Regions from separate parts of the Homo sapiens genome. Here region 2 is linked to region 1. A link is a loop called in an ENCODE intact Hi-C map of the cell type or tissue named here. Cell type or tissue: GM12878. All regions are shown on one strand. Region 1 overlaps B4GALT5 (beta-1,4-galactosyltransferase 5). Region 2 holds the start of LOC124904926 (a long non-coding RNA gene).

Region 1 (8,000 bases):
TACTAAACACCAAAACATAAATGATGCTGATTAATGGAGATTTGGGGCTAAGAAAATACCAAACAGGCTAGGCGTGGTGGCTCATGCCTGTAATCCCAGCACTTTGGGAAGCCAAGACAGGTGGATCAGGTGTTCAAGACCAGCCTGACCAAAATGGTGAAACCCCATCTCTACCAAAAATAAAAAAATTAGCTGGGGGTGGTGGCATGCGCCTGTAACCCCAGCTACTCAGGAGGCGGAGACAGGAGAATCACTTGAACCTAGGAGGCAGAGGTTGCAGTGAGTTGAGATCATGCCATTGCACTACAGCCTGGGTGACAGTAAGATTCCACCTCAAAAAACAACAACAAAAAAAGGAAATACCAAACAAAATGTGCTTTTCCCTATCTTCGAAATCATCATGTCTTTTCATTCCTGTATGGCAAAAAATAAATCCCGTGTCGCCTGCCGAATCCGAATCTAAATAAATGAATAAAGACAGAGAATAATAAAGAAAGAAAACAGCTTCAAACTTAAACACGTTAGAGCAAGAGAAACAAACAAACAAAAAAAACCATGACTCCTGCTTTCTCAAAAATCACATCAGTAGCTTATAAAGACCTTCATGGGCAGAAAAAGAATGGGCACACTGTAGGGAGCAAAAGGTAAGTGATAATATTTACAAAGTAGTGTATTTTAAAAGCATAAACAAAAAATTAGGTAAATTGGGCCTCATTAAAAACTTTTTTGTGCATCAAAGGACACTATCAGAAGTGAAAAGACAACCCACAGAATAGAAAATATTTGTAAATCATGTATCTGATAAAGGTTTAATATTATTCAGAATCCGTAAAGAACTCCTAACAGGCCGGGCATGGTGGCTCATGCCTGTAATCCCAGCACTCTGGGAGGCGGGGGTGGGAGGATGGCTTCAGTCCACGAGTTTGAGACCGGCCTGGGCAACATAGGGCAATCCCATCTCTACAAATAATGTAAAAATCAGCCGGGCTTGCTGGCACGCACTGGTGGTCTCAGCTGCTTGGGAGGCTGAGGTGAGAGAACTACTTGAGCCTGAGAGGTTGAGGCTGCAGTGAGCCGTGATAGTGCCACTGCACTCCAGCATGGGCAACAGAGCGAGAGTCCATCTCAAAAAACAAAAAAAAACCCTAAAAAATAGTGATTACTGGCCAGGCGCGGTGGCTCACGCCTGTAATGTCAGCACTTTGGGAGGCTGAGGCGGGCGGATCATGAGGTCAGGAGATCAAGACCATCCTGGCTGACACGATGAAACCCCGTCTCTACTAAAAATACAAAAAAATTAGCCGGGCGTGGTGGTGGGTGCCTGTAGTCCCAGCTACTCGACAGTCTGAGGCAGGAGAATGGCACGAACCCGGGAGGCGGAGCTTGCAGTGAGACCAGATGGCGCCACTGCACTCCAGCCTGGGCGAGACTCCGTCTCAAAAAAAAAAAAAAAAAAAAGTGATTACTGCATAACATTATGAATGTAATTTATGCCACTAAACTGTACACTTAATTACTTAAATTACTAAAATAGATACATGGCAAATTTCATATTTTACCACCAAAAGAAGAAAAATGTACAAAGTAGATTTGGAAAAAATTAATTCAGTCACTTCAAAATCAGGATTAATTAATTCCTTTCCCCAAAGTAAATGCAGTCCAACGACCAAGAGGCTGGTCTGCCCAGACAATAGTTTCTTCTTTCATTTCATTAAATATTTAAGTACATACAACGTGCTGGGCACCATCCTAGGCACAAGGAAATTACAATCCAGAAAACTTCCCTCTCATGACTATATAGATTATGAGGATATGGGTCAAATGAGCTTTTCTAAAAAAGTTAAAGCATTAAATGCTTTTATTTAAAACATACAGATTCAGCCGGGCATGGTGGCTCAAGCCTGTAATCCCAGCACTTTAGGAGCCCAAGGCAGGTGGATCACCTGAGGTCAGGAGTTCGAGACCAGCCTGGCTAACACGGCAAAGCCGCATTTCTACTAAAAAAAAAAAAAATAGCCAGGGGTCATGGTGCTCGCCTGTAATCCCAGCTACTCAGGAGGCTGAGGCAGCAGTATCACACGAACCCAGGAAGCAGGGGTTGCAGTGAGCCCTGATCGCACCACTGCACTCCAGCCTGGGCAACTGAGTGAGACTCCATCTCAGGAAAAAAAAAAAAATACAGATTCAAAATAACTATATCATGAATCCTAAAGTCAGTCTACTATCATTTTTGGTCTATCTGGTTTGACTTCCTTAGGTTGGCAATTCTGTCATTTTTCTGAACAGGAATAAAACATTTTTTTCCTTTTTCAATTACATAAGCAAGACACAACACAGTATTTAGGAAAACACTATTTTATGACCTTCACCAGCCAAGTCTACCAATCAGCAAATACACACATCCTGATCAGGAATACAATTTAGGCTTGGTTCCTGAAAGTAGAACTTAAAATGGGATAATGAGCAGCTCTGTGAGGAAAAAATAACCCTGTCTCTCCATCTTCCCAAGCTTATGATTGTTCAACACAGTAGAATTAAGAAGAAGGTTTAAATGTCAATTATCCATACTTTTAGGACTACTTGGGAGGGGGTGGAAAAAGTTACCTCTTTACTGATATTTAAATATCCTACAACTTTTTAATAAAAATAATATACAGTTGTGCTCACTAGCATACCCTGGATCCACTGACATGTAAAAACACAACATTGCGGCCGGGCGCGGTGGCTCACGCCTGTAATCCCAGCACTTTGGGAGGCCGAGGTGGGCGGATCACGAGGTCAGGAGATCGAGACCATCCCGGCTAAAACGGTGAAACCCCGTCTCTACTAAAAATACAAAAAATTAGCCGGGCGTAGTGGCGGGCGCCTGTAGTCCCAGCTACTTGGGAGGCTGAGGCAGGAGAATGGCGTGAACCCGGGAGGCGGAGCTTGCAGTGAGCCGAGATCCCGCCACTGCACTCCAGCCTGGGCGACAGAGCAAGACTCTGTCTCAAAAAAAAAACAAAAAAAAACAAAAAAAAACCACAACATTGCTGTCTTACAACCTACTCTTTCCGGTACCCAATACTCCACAATATTTTTCATCTTTATAATTAGGCTACTAACCACCTAAGAGAACTGTTCATAATTGATGACAGTAATGAAGGTGCCTCAGAAACAATGAACAGGTTCGCTTCTGATTGCTGCAAAGTACCTGGGTAGCTCCGTCACCTGCAAAGGCAGAGGAACAATACCCAGGGTCTAATAATTGCTTACTCAAACTAACAAAAGGAGAAAAAAAAAAGAGGAAGTAGAGAAGGGGCAGCACTCTAAATTATTTAATGTGATTCCCATGCTTGGGAAAACACTGAATTCATGCAACCAGCAGGAGCTGGAATGCTCCTCAGTATAAAAGGCACCATATAAAAAGAATTACTGAATCCAAATGCAATATTCATTTTCATTTAACATCCAACTACCTAGAGGATTGAGGTAATGAGTCTGGGGCTCTATTTCACACTTAAAAGCTGAAGTGTGAAGCCAGAGGAAAGGACTGGCTTAGCAGATCAAAATGTAAAAGGATTAGCCCACAGGACAAAAAAAATGGTCCAAAAAAAGGAAAAAATGGTCTTAACATCCCAAAGATATTTCCAAAAATTCTTTCTGATTTTCTTTCCTTTGACCAAGACAGCACAATTTTCCCTCCCTTCCTTAGTGACAATGATTTCAAAGACAGATTTCCATGTAGAGACACGAAGTCTGGAGTTCCCAGGCTAATGTCCGAAAGCAATGGCACTGCACAGTGGGGACCTTGCCATTCACCCCAAAGACTGAAACTATAAAGTCTGAAGATTACACACAAGCATGTCACCATTCTCACCGCAGCAGTCTGGGGAGGAGATGAAGTCAACGGGAAATCAGAACTTTAAAAGACAGTGTCTTTACTTGACAAAATGATTCCTTCTTTACTTCAAAGGTTCAATTCACACATGCTCAGAATCATGAAACTTCAGATCTGAAAGGGACCCTAGAATCTGCACAATAGTCCAGTCTCCTCAGTTCACAGAAAACAGGAAAAAAAATTCATACCTAGTTATTGGTAAAGTCAGACAGGAGCCCAAACCTAATCTCAGTTTAATATGAGCATGAGACCAAGAGGGCACCTCCTATGGTTATAAATAAGAATCATAAGGCCGGGTGCAGTGGCTCACACCTGTAATCCCAGCACTTTGGAAGGCCAAGGAGGACGGATCACCTGAGGTCTGGAGTTAGAGACCAGCCTGGCTAACATGGTGAAACCCCATCTCTACTAAAAATACAAAAAAAAAAAAAAAAATTAGCTGGGCATGGTTGCAGGTGCCTGTAATCCCAGCTACTCAGGAGGGTGAAGCAGATTGAGAATCACTTGAACCCAGGAGGCGGAGGTTGCAGTGAGCCAAGATCGCACCATAGAACTCCAGTCTGGGCAACAAGAGAGCGAAACTCCATCTCAAAAAAAAAAAAAAAATCATAAACATAAGGACCTTTGTGTCAAGCTCTGTGCTAAGCCCTTTTATGTGCATATTCTACTTAATTCTGACAAGTAGCCTGAGAAAGGTAGTATCCTCTATTTGAAAACAAAATGAATCTGCCCACTCCAAGCTGATCTGAACCCAGATCTCTTTTCAACCACATTGTATGTGCTTCAGGAATATCTTAATAATTCTCAACTTTGGGCAAGTTAATGACTCAACTTGACTTATATGATCATCTATAAATTGACAGATGTAGTCAAAAGTTTAGAATTCAAAGATCTCCCATAACTGATAACATGACACTCAAATGCTGGGTACCTGGGTAGCTCCAGGATTTTAAGTGGATCTTAAAATCCCATTAATTTTTCCTCACAATTTTCTACAAAACATAACTCGTGTGCAAAGGCAAGCATACCTTTATTGGCTACTAGAAAGTGAAGAACAACTGCCCTTTTCCCCACAGTGCACATAGGCCTGCCTCTTCTCTTCAGCCCACACCCAACCTGCTTGCTTACGATTATCTGTTTGTCTTAGCCAGTGGTAACCTCCCTTTTTCTCTATTTCTCTGACAGGCCTCAGCAGCATTACATTGCTCACTTCTTACGTGCTAAGGTTTTTCTTTGCCTTATGTGATTAGATGTGCCGAACATACTTCCAAGATCTAAAAAGCAGCAAAATTTAGGGAAGCAAGAAGTCAATTGTATTCTGGCCTTCTGCTGCTTTGGAATTTCTGCTCTCTCAGAGAGCTCTAAAGAGGCATGGCAACACAGAGCCCCTCCTTCCTGGTGATTATTATACAAGGCTCCCACTGGCCTGTTCAGCTGGGGCGGGGGGAGTTGATGCTGGAACAGAATCATCTGCCGGCTAGGTATCCTGGAACAGTAATTAATACTGTTTGAATGGCTGAGACTATCCAAAACCAACCACTTTCTTTCTACTAAAGAAAATTTCAACTCCAAACCCAAGACCTGGCTTCCAATATAGCAAAAACTCCACAAAGAGAACATAAAACATCACCAAAGTCCTGGTCAAAAGTGGTGCTGTTTACTTTTGTAACATCAACCTGTTCTCCAAACACGGCTTCCTCCTAAGAAGAAGGGACAACACTATACTCAAATATGTGCGCAAGAGTGCATGTGGATTTGGAGCAAAAAAAAAAGGTGTCCTTCACGGGATAAGGCTCTTTAATTCTCTGAAGTGAAGTAACCCATATTTCCCCATATGTATTTCATTCTAGAAAGCTCAGAAACTGAGTGTGCTGAGGGATTCAGAGGGCTTTTTCATGTCAAGAAAAAAAAAAGGCTATTTTCAGACTACACTTGAATGGGGAAAATCTGAAATTTTCATGTGGTTATTAGGAAAAGTTGTATTTGATTATATAAAACATGTATCTTCTCTAAAATCGTTGTTTGGAGACAGGGTCTCACTCTGGGTACCCAGACAGAGTGCAGTGGTTCAATCATGGCTCATTGCAGCCTCGACCTCCCAGGCTCAGGTGATCTTCTGACCTCAGCCTCCCGAGTAGCTGGGATTACAGGCAGGCACCACATCCAACTAATTTTTTTGTATTTTTAGTAGAGACGAGGTTTCACTATGTTGCCCAGGATCGTCTTGAACTCCTGGACACAAGGAATCCGCCCATCTTGGCTTCCCAGAGTGCCGGGATTAAAGGCATGAGCCACCTTGCCCAGCCTTTTTTTTTTTTTTTTGTCTAAAATCTTAGGAATGGCCGGGCACGGTGGCTCACACCTCTAATCCCAGCACTTTGGGAGGCTTTGGTGGGCGTATCATCTGAGGTCAGAAGTTTGAGACCAGCCTGCCTGGCCAACATGGTAAAACCCCGTCTCTACTAAAAATACAAAAAAAAAAAAAAAAATAGCTGGGCATGGTGGCAGGCGCCTGTAATCCCAGCTACTTGGGAAGCTGAGGCAGGAGGATCACTTGAACCCAGGAGGCAGAGGTTGCAGTGAGCCAAGATCATACCACTGCACTCCAGCCTGGGTGACAGAGCGAGAGACTTCATCTCAAAAAATAGTAAGATAAAAATAAATTAAAATCTTAGGACCAATGTTTATGTAGAATGTAAATGAATTATCAACATTCTATATATGAAAGCATCTCACTAGCTTTATTGAGGTATGATTTCTTAAAAATTCTCTAAAAGATTGACTAAGATGCAGTTCTAGTTTTTCAAAGGGCTTTGGGATTTTTTGAAAGTATCAGATCATTGAAATCAAGTCACTTGCTCAAGGTCATTCGATCAAATCAGGTAAGATTAGAATTACTGGCTCCTGCCTTCCAAAAGCCAGCCATAAATCAAATTTCTCTTGGAACTAAGCAGGCCAAAAATGTCAAAATCATTCCCCATCTCTTTTCTTCAGTAATCAAGGAAAGAGAAAAATTAGTTTAAATGTAGAACAGAATTTCAATTAATAAAATGTCATCGGCCAGGCGCAATGGCTCATGTCTGTAATCCCAGCACTATGGGAGGCCAAGGTGGGCAGACCACGAGGTCAGGAGTTCAAGACCAGCCTGACCAACATGGTGAAACCCCATCAAAAATTAGCCGGGTGTGGTGGCAGGTGCCCGTAATCCCAGCAACTCAGGAGGCTGAGGCAGGAGAATTGCTTGAACCCAGGAGGCGGAGGTTGCAGTGAGCTGAGATTGCGCCACTGCACTCTAGCCTGGGCAACAGAGCGAGACTCCATCTCAAAAAAAAAAAAAAAAAGTCATCAATGCATAAACAATTACCCCTAACCATGCACAGGCACCTCTCTTGAAACCGATAACTGTTTCGACAATTTGCTAAGGTCAGTAACCTCTACACAACCTTGCCATATGATGGTACCATAAACTTATTAAGATTTTAAATCAGCACCTCATATGTATATTTATAAATAGCTCGCTTCTGTTATCTTTTAAAAGACCTGATCAGACTGGAGTACGGAAGTACTCTGAGCTCTCGGATTTTTTTTTAAGTTAACAGGTCATAAATAAGTTCAAAAGTTTTCTGCAGAACCCTGAAGGGAATAGGGATATTTCAACATTGCAAATAAAACAAGTGATTAAATAAATGAGAATCATAAAGGCCAGAGGGTAGAGGGTTGAAGAGAAGGGACATCACATTTTTATGCAACATTATTACCTTGCTCCTTATCAAATCCACCACTTTCTCTCTTTCACTCTCTCACTTTCTGTCCCAACCTTCTCCTTTTAAATTGCTGATATAAAACACTACTTCCAAAATTAACAATACAAACACAACTCCCGGCCAGGCACGGTGGCTCACGCCTGTAATCCTAGCACTTTGGGAGACTGAGGTGGGTGGATCACTTGAGGTCGGGAGTTCGAGACGAACCTGGCCAACATGGTAAAACCCCATCTCTACTAAAAATACAAAAATTAGCCAGTGGTGGCAAGCGCCTATAATCCCAGCTATTCTGGAGGCTGAAGCAGGAGAATCCTTTGAACCTGGGGGGCAGAGGTTGCAGTGAGCTGAGATCACAC
Region 2 (8,000 bases), 74 kb before region 1:
TCACAAGCGGCATAAATCCTCCTTAACCGTTTGCCCTTACAGCTAGTTTGCATGTGATGGTAAATCTGAATTGTTACTCAGTGACTGTATTTATTAAGAACAGCCCACCTGCAAGGTACTGTGGCATCGAGGGTACCAGGTTAGGAGGAAACTAGCATTTTTTTTTTTTTAGACAGAGTCTCGCTCTCGTTGCCCAGGCTGGAGTGCAATGGCACTATCTCAGCTCACTGCAACCTCCACCTCCCGGGTTCAAGTGATTCTCCTGCCTCAGCCTCCCAAGTAGCTGGGATTGCAGGCGCCTGCCGCCATGCCTGGCTATTTTTTTGTGTATTTTTAGTAGAGACGGGGTTTCTCCATGTTGGCCAGGCTGGTCTCAAACTCCTGACCTCAGGTGATCCGCCCAAAGTGCTGGGATTACAGGCGTGAGCCACAGCGCCTGACCTCAGCAAAAGAATTTGGTAAGTCTAGAGGTAAAGCTTAATACTGTAAAGATGCTAAAGATGCTGTCTTCCCAGATCATTAATTTAGTGCAATGTCAGTCATGATCCTAGATTTTAAAAAGCAATTTTTTAAAATATAGAGACAGGGTCTCTTTGTTGCCCAGGCTGGTCTCAAACTCCTGGCTTCAAGTGATCCTCCTGCCTTGGCCTCCAAAGTACTGGGATTACAGGCATGAGCCACCATGCCTGGCCCTTAAATAGATTTTTAAATATAACTTGACAAAATAAATCTCACCGGATTGAGAAAATACATAAACATAGCCAAGAAAAACAATTTTTTTGAGTCAGAGTCTCATTCTGTGTCACCCAGGCTGGAGTGCAATGGTGCAATCATGGCTCACTGTAGCCTCACTCTCCTGGGCTCAAGTGATCCTCCAGCCTCAGCCTCGTCGGTAGCTGGGACTACAGGCACACACCACTGCACCTGGCTAATTTTTTCTTAAATTTTTGTAGAGACAGGGTTTCACTATGTTGCCCAGGCTGGTCTTGAACTCCTGGCCTCAAGTGACCCTCCTGCCTATGCCTGGCTGAAAATTTTGATGAGAATGGGGTTGTGTAAGTATGTTCACCCTGACAAAAGAGCTGTTTGCTTTGGATTTATGGACTTTTCTGTATGTATATTACACTTCTATAAATGTTTACAAAATTTGGGGTAGGATATAGAAAGTAGAGATAAACTTGTCTTATAAAAACATACTACAGGGCTATCATAATTAAAACTGTAAGGCATAATAAGACAAATAGCTCAATGAAATGGAAGAATCTTGCTACAGAATTTAATGTGTAAGACATGGGGAAATTATTGATTGTTCAATAAATACTGTTGAGACAATTAGCAATCCATTTGGAAAAAATAAATTATAGACCGCCCCTCCTGACCATATCATACACAAAATCCCCTTTAATTCCAGGGGTTAAAGATATAAATAGCATGATCATTCACTGATGGTAGAAGGATTAATTCATACTGCCTTTTTGTAGGACAACTTGGTAGGCTCCTTCAACATTTAAAATGTGCAGGTGGGGCGTGATGGCTGACGCCTGTAATCCCAACACTTTGGGAGGACAAGGCGGGTGGATCACTTGATCCCAGGAATTTGAGACCAGTGTGGGTAACATAGTAAGACCCTGTCTCTACAAAAAATACACTAATTAGCCAGGTGTGGTGTGTGTGCCTGTGGTCTCAGCTACTCAGGAAGCTGAGTTGGGAAGATAGCTTGAGCCCGGGAGGTTGAGGCTGCAGTGACCCATGATCGCACCACTGCACTCCAGCCTGGGGTGACGGAGTGAGACCTTATATCATAAACAAATAAATATATGTATGTATTTGTGTGTGCATGTGTGCATATATATGTGTGTGTGTGTGTGTGTGGGTGTGGGTGTGTATCCCTTGCTCCAACAATTTCATTTCTTGACTCTCTCAAGTTGGCCTACACATATATGTGCACATGGATTGATGTGCATCTGTGTTCACTGTGGTGCATATAATGTGATAGTGGAAAACTGGAAACTACCTCCATGTCCATTAGGAGGGGAATGGCTAAATTACATACATCCACACAAGAGATTACCATGTGTCACAATTCAAATAATAAGATAGGTTCAGTCATTCATGCAACAAATATTTATTGAGCAACTACTATGTGCTAAGACCAGTTCTTAGCTCTGGGGATAGAGCAGAAAACAAAACAGTCTCTGCCTTCATGGGGATTATATTTTAGTGGGGTTGACAGCCAATGAACAAAGAACAATAAAAATATAGTACGATTCAGAGTGAGAATATTGTGAATCAATAAAACAGGGTAAGGGGGGACAGGGACAGGGAGGTGGCATTTCAGACTGGGTGCTCATCAAATCTTCTCCAAGGAGGTAACATCTGGGCTTTATTTGAGGGAGCTCTTCATTCACGGAAAAGAGGTCTCCAGAAACATTAAGAAAAAACAAAACAAAACAAAAGTAATTACAGGACAACTTATGGTTTTTAAACTATGCCTTTGTTTTCCTAAGCATGCATATAGGTATACAGGTATAGATCTGGACATCAGCCAATGGCTGGACATGGTGGCTCACACCTGGAATCCCAGCACTTTGGGAGGCCAAGGCAAAAGGACGGCTGGAGCCCAGGAGTTCGAGACCAATCTGGACAACATGGTGAAACCCCATCTCTACAAGAAATACAAAAATTATAAAAATTAGCTGAGCGTGGTGGTGTGGGCTTGTAGTCCCAGCTACTTAGGAGGCTGAGGCGGGAGGATCACTTGAGCCCAGGAGGTTGAGGCTGTGGTGAGCTACAATCGTGCCACTGTACTCCAGCCTGGGTGACAGAGACTCCGTCTCAAAAAAACTAAAAAATGTAGACATCAGTCAAACTGCTAATATTAAAGGAGTGGTTTAACACTTATTTTCCAGCAAGCACATATTCACGTTACTTTTAGAATAGACTTTTCAACTCTGTGAACAAAAGCTATTTAGAGCACATATGCAAAAGAGTTGGGTCAGCAGAAGCAGCCTAGGGGTTAAGAGCGTCTTCCCTGGGGCAAAAATGTCCCCAGCCGGCTCAGCTGCTAGCTTTGTGACCTCAGGCAAGCTGTGGCTTCAGTTTGTCTAGAGTAGCTGTTCCATTTGGGTTTGTACCTAGAGGGAGGAGGCCAGGGGTGCTGCTGAACACCCGACAATGAGCAGGACAGCTCCCCCATTTGTCAAGAGCAATGTGGAGAAGCCGTGCTCCAGAACAAGGGGCAGTGCCCGCCTCTCAAGGGTTGAGGACTCACGGTGTGCAATGCACTTAGCATAGGCCCTGGCACATAGCAAGTACTCAATAAATAGGAACTATTTTTATTACTGGACTTCCCTGAAAACTAAAAAAAAAAAATGTTGAGAGTATGGAGGACGTGGTAGTGCCAGGAATCAGTTCTGCTGAATCCCAATTCCAGCAGCTGGCTGGAAGGGATCTCTGACCTCCACAGCAACAACAGTCTTCACGGGGTGTGTGTCTGCCAATGGGATGGCCTATACAGAGCTCCTCGTTCCTTCTGTTTGGTTTTTCTGGTTTGAATCTCATCTCCTGCCAGTAGTTCAGGGACATTCCCACCAGATCACCTGGTCTCTTGTACGTATTCAGCTGTGCTCTCTCAGACATTCCCTGTGGTTCAGAAGAAACACACTCAAGCTTCTCTTGTGGGAAAACCAAAACCCAACCCCACCTCACCTCCCACCCCCAGCTTCCCGCGCTTCCTGTGGCCCTGACCTCCTCTTTCCACCCCTTCCCAGGAAATCCAAGAGACACCCACTCTGCTGCTATCTCCTCCTTCCACCCCATCAGGTCAGCAAAACGGCTCCTGCCACATTTCCAACACCTGGCCACTGCCAACTCACTGCTTCTCCCTCTTCCTCTTGTATCGCTTCTCTGCTGCCTTCAGCACGGCTGACCACTCTCCCTCTTGGCCTGCTTGTCCTCCCACCCCTCCTCCTGCTCACTCATCCTCCTTTTCTCAACCAGGTTCTCAGAGGCTGGGCCAAGGCTGCTGCCTTCTCTTACTCCATGCTTCCTGTTCTCAATCCCCCAGCAATCTCACCCGCTGCTGGGTCCTTACTAACCTCCTCCACCCAAAGACTCCCCAGTCTGCCTGTAGCCCCCACCCTGCTGTCTCTGCCAGGTTGTCTCAAAACTCCCTGAACTCAGCAGTCACAACTGATCTCGTATCTATCCCGCCAATCTGGTCTGACTCTAGTGCCCCCATCTCAGGGAATGGCCCTGTTACCTGTGCAAGTGGGAAGCCAGCAGCTTAGGTGGAGTCCTCCATCCCCATCACCCCTGGCAGGTCCTGGGAGCACGACCTCAGTATCTCCCAGTCTCCCCTCCTCCGTCGTCCCTGCACCCATCTCACTCGCCCCTGCTTCTCTTCTGCTTCTGTACCATCGCTCGTTCTCCCTGCAACCAGAGCCATCTCTCAAAGTTGCTATGGAATCCGAATCGCATCACGCAGCCCTGCCTGCTGAAAACTCTTGAATCCACTGCTCTAAGGATGAAATGCAAACTCCTCCCCCTGTGCGCCCCCCTGCCCCCTCTACTCCAGCCACGCTGGCTTCCTCCCTGCCCTGCAGCTGTGTGCCACACGCTCCTTGTCTCCCCCTAGCTCACTTGCTTCCACCTTCCCTACATTCCCAACTGGAATGCCCACCCTACCATGCACTCGTCACCTGCAGCTTCCCCTTTTGGACCAGGTATTGAGGATACAATTTTAATCATACCCCCCAGTGGACCGTAAGTTTAATGAGTCCACTGATCCTGTCTTATTTTCTCTATTATTATGTCCCCGGCATCTGACACTATTAATACTGTGAGTGGCAAACATTCAACACATAGAAGCCATGATGACAATCTCTGAGCAGAATCTGGCATATAAACCCTACACTGATCCCAGAGAACCTTCTGGAATCAAACTCCATCAACCCTCACCACCCCCTTCACCCCCAAGTCCCCTCACTCAAGTGTCTTATGCAACTTTCTTGGTACCACCTGGGTGATTCTTGAAAGAAAACCCAAGCGTGGGCATGCCTGGGCAGCACAGTGGAGGACTGCTTCTGTTACACTGCGTAGCTTTTTACTCAGCCCGTTCACCTGCAGCACGGGTCAGGCAGTATTTACCCCAGCAAGACCCAGAGCTCAGCTGAGCTGCCTTAAGTTGAACTCCTGTAGGAAAGGAAAGGAAAAAGGAAAGACCCCCAAGGACCCAAACTGTCCTACACAAAGAGAAATGACCACCAAGGTTTGGTTCTTGAATATGTATTTTTTACTGAAAAAATCATTCATAAATTAACATACAAAAATGTACAAACACATGAGTAAATAATGTAATGACAAAGGACTATTTTTGTGAAAAGTGTTTTTTAAAACATCTTTAGATTTCAGTGCAAAAATGTACCCCTGGCACCTCTTAAAACGTAAGAGCAAGCTCAAAAACACGTAGTGATGGAAATAAGCTAGCTACGCTCAATGCCATCGTCAATGGTGAGTGGATACAATCAATCCATGTGGCTCCTGCTCAGCTATTAATGTCTGTGGTAGAGGATCTCTGACAAGAGGACCTATTATGTCAAAATGAGTATTCTTGCAAATACCCCCCCACCCCCCAAAACAGCATGAACAAACGGGGACACCTTTCCCTGCACACAGCAATCAAAGACAAGATTAAGGGGCCACCCATCAGTAGCCTTGAAGATTTTCAGCTACCAATATATGCACAAGGTCACATTTGGTTCCTGTTTTTTTTTTTAACATGACAATTTCACACTATTAACAGCACACGGGCCTGGCTGTACGTTTTTAACTATGACATTTCCCATATGATATTCGAGGCCTGGTGGACACATGACTGACAGTGCACATCCAGAGATTCTACACTCATCAGACACAGACATGACCGCAAAGGTATCAAAGTGACCCCACTTTAAGCAGTGAAAAAAGACCTTTCCTTTTGTTCTCAAATCAGCATTTTCTAAAGTCAGGTGTTAGCCTTTTGCCAACAGTGTGTACTTGATGGTAATTATGGCAACATAGAGCTTCAAACAAGATCGCCTGACAACACTGCCGCATACACATACGGCACCCAGGACTCAGAATCAGTCTGTCCTGGCAAATCCTTCCAAATGACATCATAGTGTTGTCACATTGAAAGCAACTCACAGCCTTCAGTGAGGAAAGGGGAGAGGAGAATGAGAAGGGGAGAAAAGCCAAGGCAGGGACAAAGGCCCGGTGGGGGATGGGGGTTGCAGGGTGGAGGGGGGTCTTTATTGCTATATGCACCATAAAACAAAGGAAAACCAAATGAACTTCTGTGTGTAATGTTCACTTGTGAAGGTATTTTAAAGCATGAAATGCTTAAGTCTTAAAAAACATATGCTATAGCTTACCGGCATTTTCAAGGGCAGGAACCTGCTCTCTCATATGAGCCGATAAGAGCTTTGCAATGCAATTTATTTTCTAAATACCACTCTATTCTTCAAAAGAACAAAAACACAAACAAACAAACAAACAAAACAAGGCCTGGCCAATCACTCCCACAGTTTGTGGGGATCATATGTCCACAGAACCATCACATGCAACGAAAAAAGCCCTAACCCACACACATACACACACACACCCCTACACACACCCATGTAAACTATGAAAATCAAGGAAGTTGAAGGCAAACAAGGCAATTAAAAAAAAATACGAAGTACTCTTCAGAAAGTACTCCTCATCACAATATATAAATATGTTTTATGGAAAACAAGGGCGGGGGAGGAAAACTGGCATTTTCCAGAATTCTGCAGAAGCCGACAGAGACTACAATTTGAGGGCTTTGGTTTGGGGAAAAACAAAGAGGCACAAATTCAAATACAATTTAGAACATGACTTCAAGGCTGGGCGCAATGGCTCACACCCGCCCATAATCCCAGCACTTTGGGAAGTCAAGGTGGGCGGATTGCTTGAGTCCAGGAGTTCGAGACCAGCCTGGGCAACATGGAAGAAACCCCTGTCTCTACTAAAAATACAAAAAATTAGCCAGGTGTGGTGGTGTGCACCTGTAGTCCCAGCTACTCGGGAGGCTGAGGTGGGAAAATGGCTTGAGCCTAGGAGATGGAGGCTGCAGTGAGCTGTGATCGTGCCACCACACTCCAGCTTAGGCGACAGAGCCAGACCGTCTTAAAAAACAAAACAAAAAATAATATGACTTCAAAATGCAGGTGGGGGTGTGAGCAGTGCACCTGGGCTCTTGCTGTCTGGAGCTTTGTTAGTCTAATTTCAAAGCTTCAATCCGGTCTTACCTGGATCCCAGCTGCCCCACAGCACACAAGTGTCACCAGCTCCCTGGCTCCTGGCTCCCTATTTGAGTGCTCCTTGGTTCTATGTATCAGTTACTAATGTTGACAAAGAATCTTTCCAGAAACCAAAAAGGGACACAGAGGAATCACTGAAGCCAGCTGGTAATGTAGGCACATTGTTCAGAAACTGTGGCCAAGTTCCACAAGAGAAAAAGTAAGAGGGGGAGGGATTCCCATACACACCCCCGCCCCCCGCCCCCCGCCCCGCCATGCTGATGAAAAGACAGAACACGAAGCCTGGAGAGCCAGAGATGTGTGTGCAGCGAGCCCCGAAGGGCCTGCTTTAGGCAGGAAGCAGCCTGCTCTAACAGCAGCCTCCCGCTTAGCGGAGAGTGGGATGAGCACATGCGCGGCCGACAGGGAAGAGTGAATCCAGAGCAGAAGTCAAGGGCAAGACTCGTGGGGGGGGGAAGAAAGGGACAGAAGCCAGCTCCCAGCAATAAAGGTCGGGTTATTTTGTTCTTTTGTGACATGCCCTATATCCACTCCCTCGCCAAAGTGACAGCAATTCGGGAGATGACATTCTTCAACTGCATTTTAACTGAGTTCCTGCACTTGCCAACCAAGTAAGTGGCCTAATACATAAATCCTCAATTTGAATTGGAGCCAGCTAGAAAATTAAATTTTAAAAAG

Evidence for each region. A loop is a pair of places that touch in the nucleus more often than their neighbours do. Peaks named below come from ENCODE experiments on the same cell type or tissue, not always from the same donor. Only the 100,000 strongest peaks of a DNase experiment are listed, where the experiment ranks them.
Region 2: a loop joins it to region 1, with 3 times the contacts of the local background. A loop is called at or near these places in 20 of 110 quality-filtered maps.

The regions. Positions count from the first base shown.
Region 1 is chr20:49,701,728-49,709,727 of GRCh38, forward strand. The region is part of intron 1 of B4GALT5 (beta-1,4-galactosyltransferase 5); the gene reads right to left. Among named protein-coding and RNA genes, the nearest start is that of B4GALT5, 8.2 kb to the right of the region's middle. In GM12878, no CTCF peak of the experiment used is centred here; DNase peaks (open chromatin) are centred at 3,246 and 3,824; H3K4me3 peaks cover 4,343 bases; H3K27ac peaks cover 4,970 bases.
Region 2 is chr20:49,627,675-49,635,674 of GRCh38, forward strand. B4GALT5 (beta-1,4-galactosyltransferase 5) reads right to left here. Exons shown (of 9, transcript NM_004776.4): 9 at 5,271-8,000. It overlaps LOC124904926 (a long non-coding RNA gene), which reads right to left and starts at 4,522. Exons shown (of 2, transcript XR_007067638.1): 1 at 4,262-4,522; 2 at 2,110-3,642. RefSeq lists enhancers at 2,937-2,986, 3,217-3,536, 3,587-4,269. In GM12878, no CTCF peak of the experiment used is centred here; a DNase peak (open chromatin) is centred at 3,037; H3K4me3 peaks cover 275 bases; H3K27ac peaks cover 2,117 bases.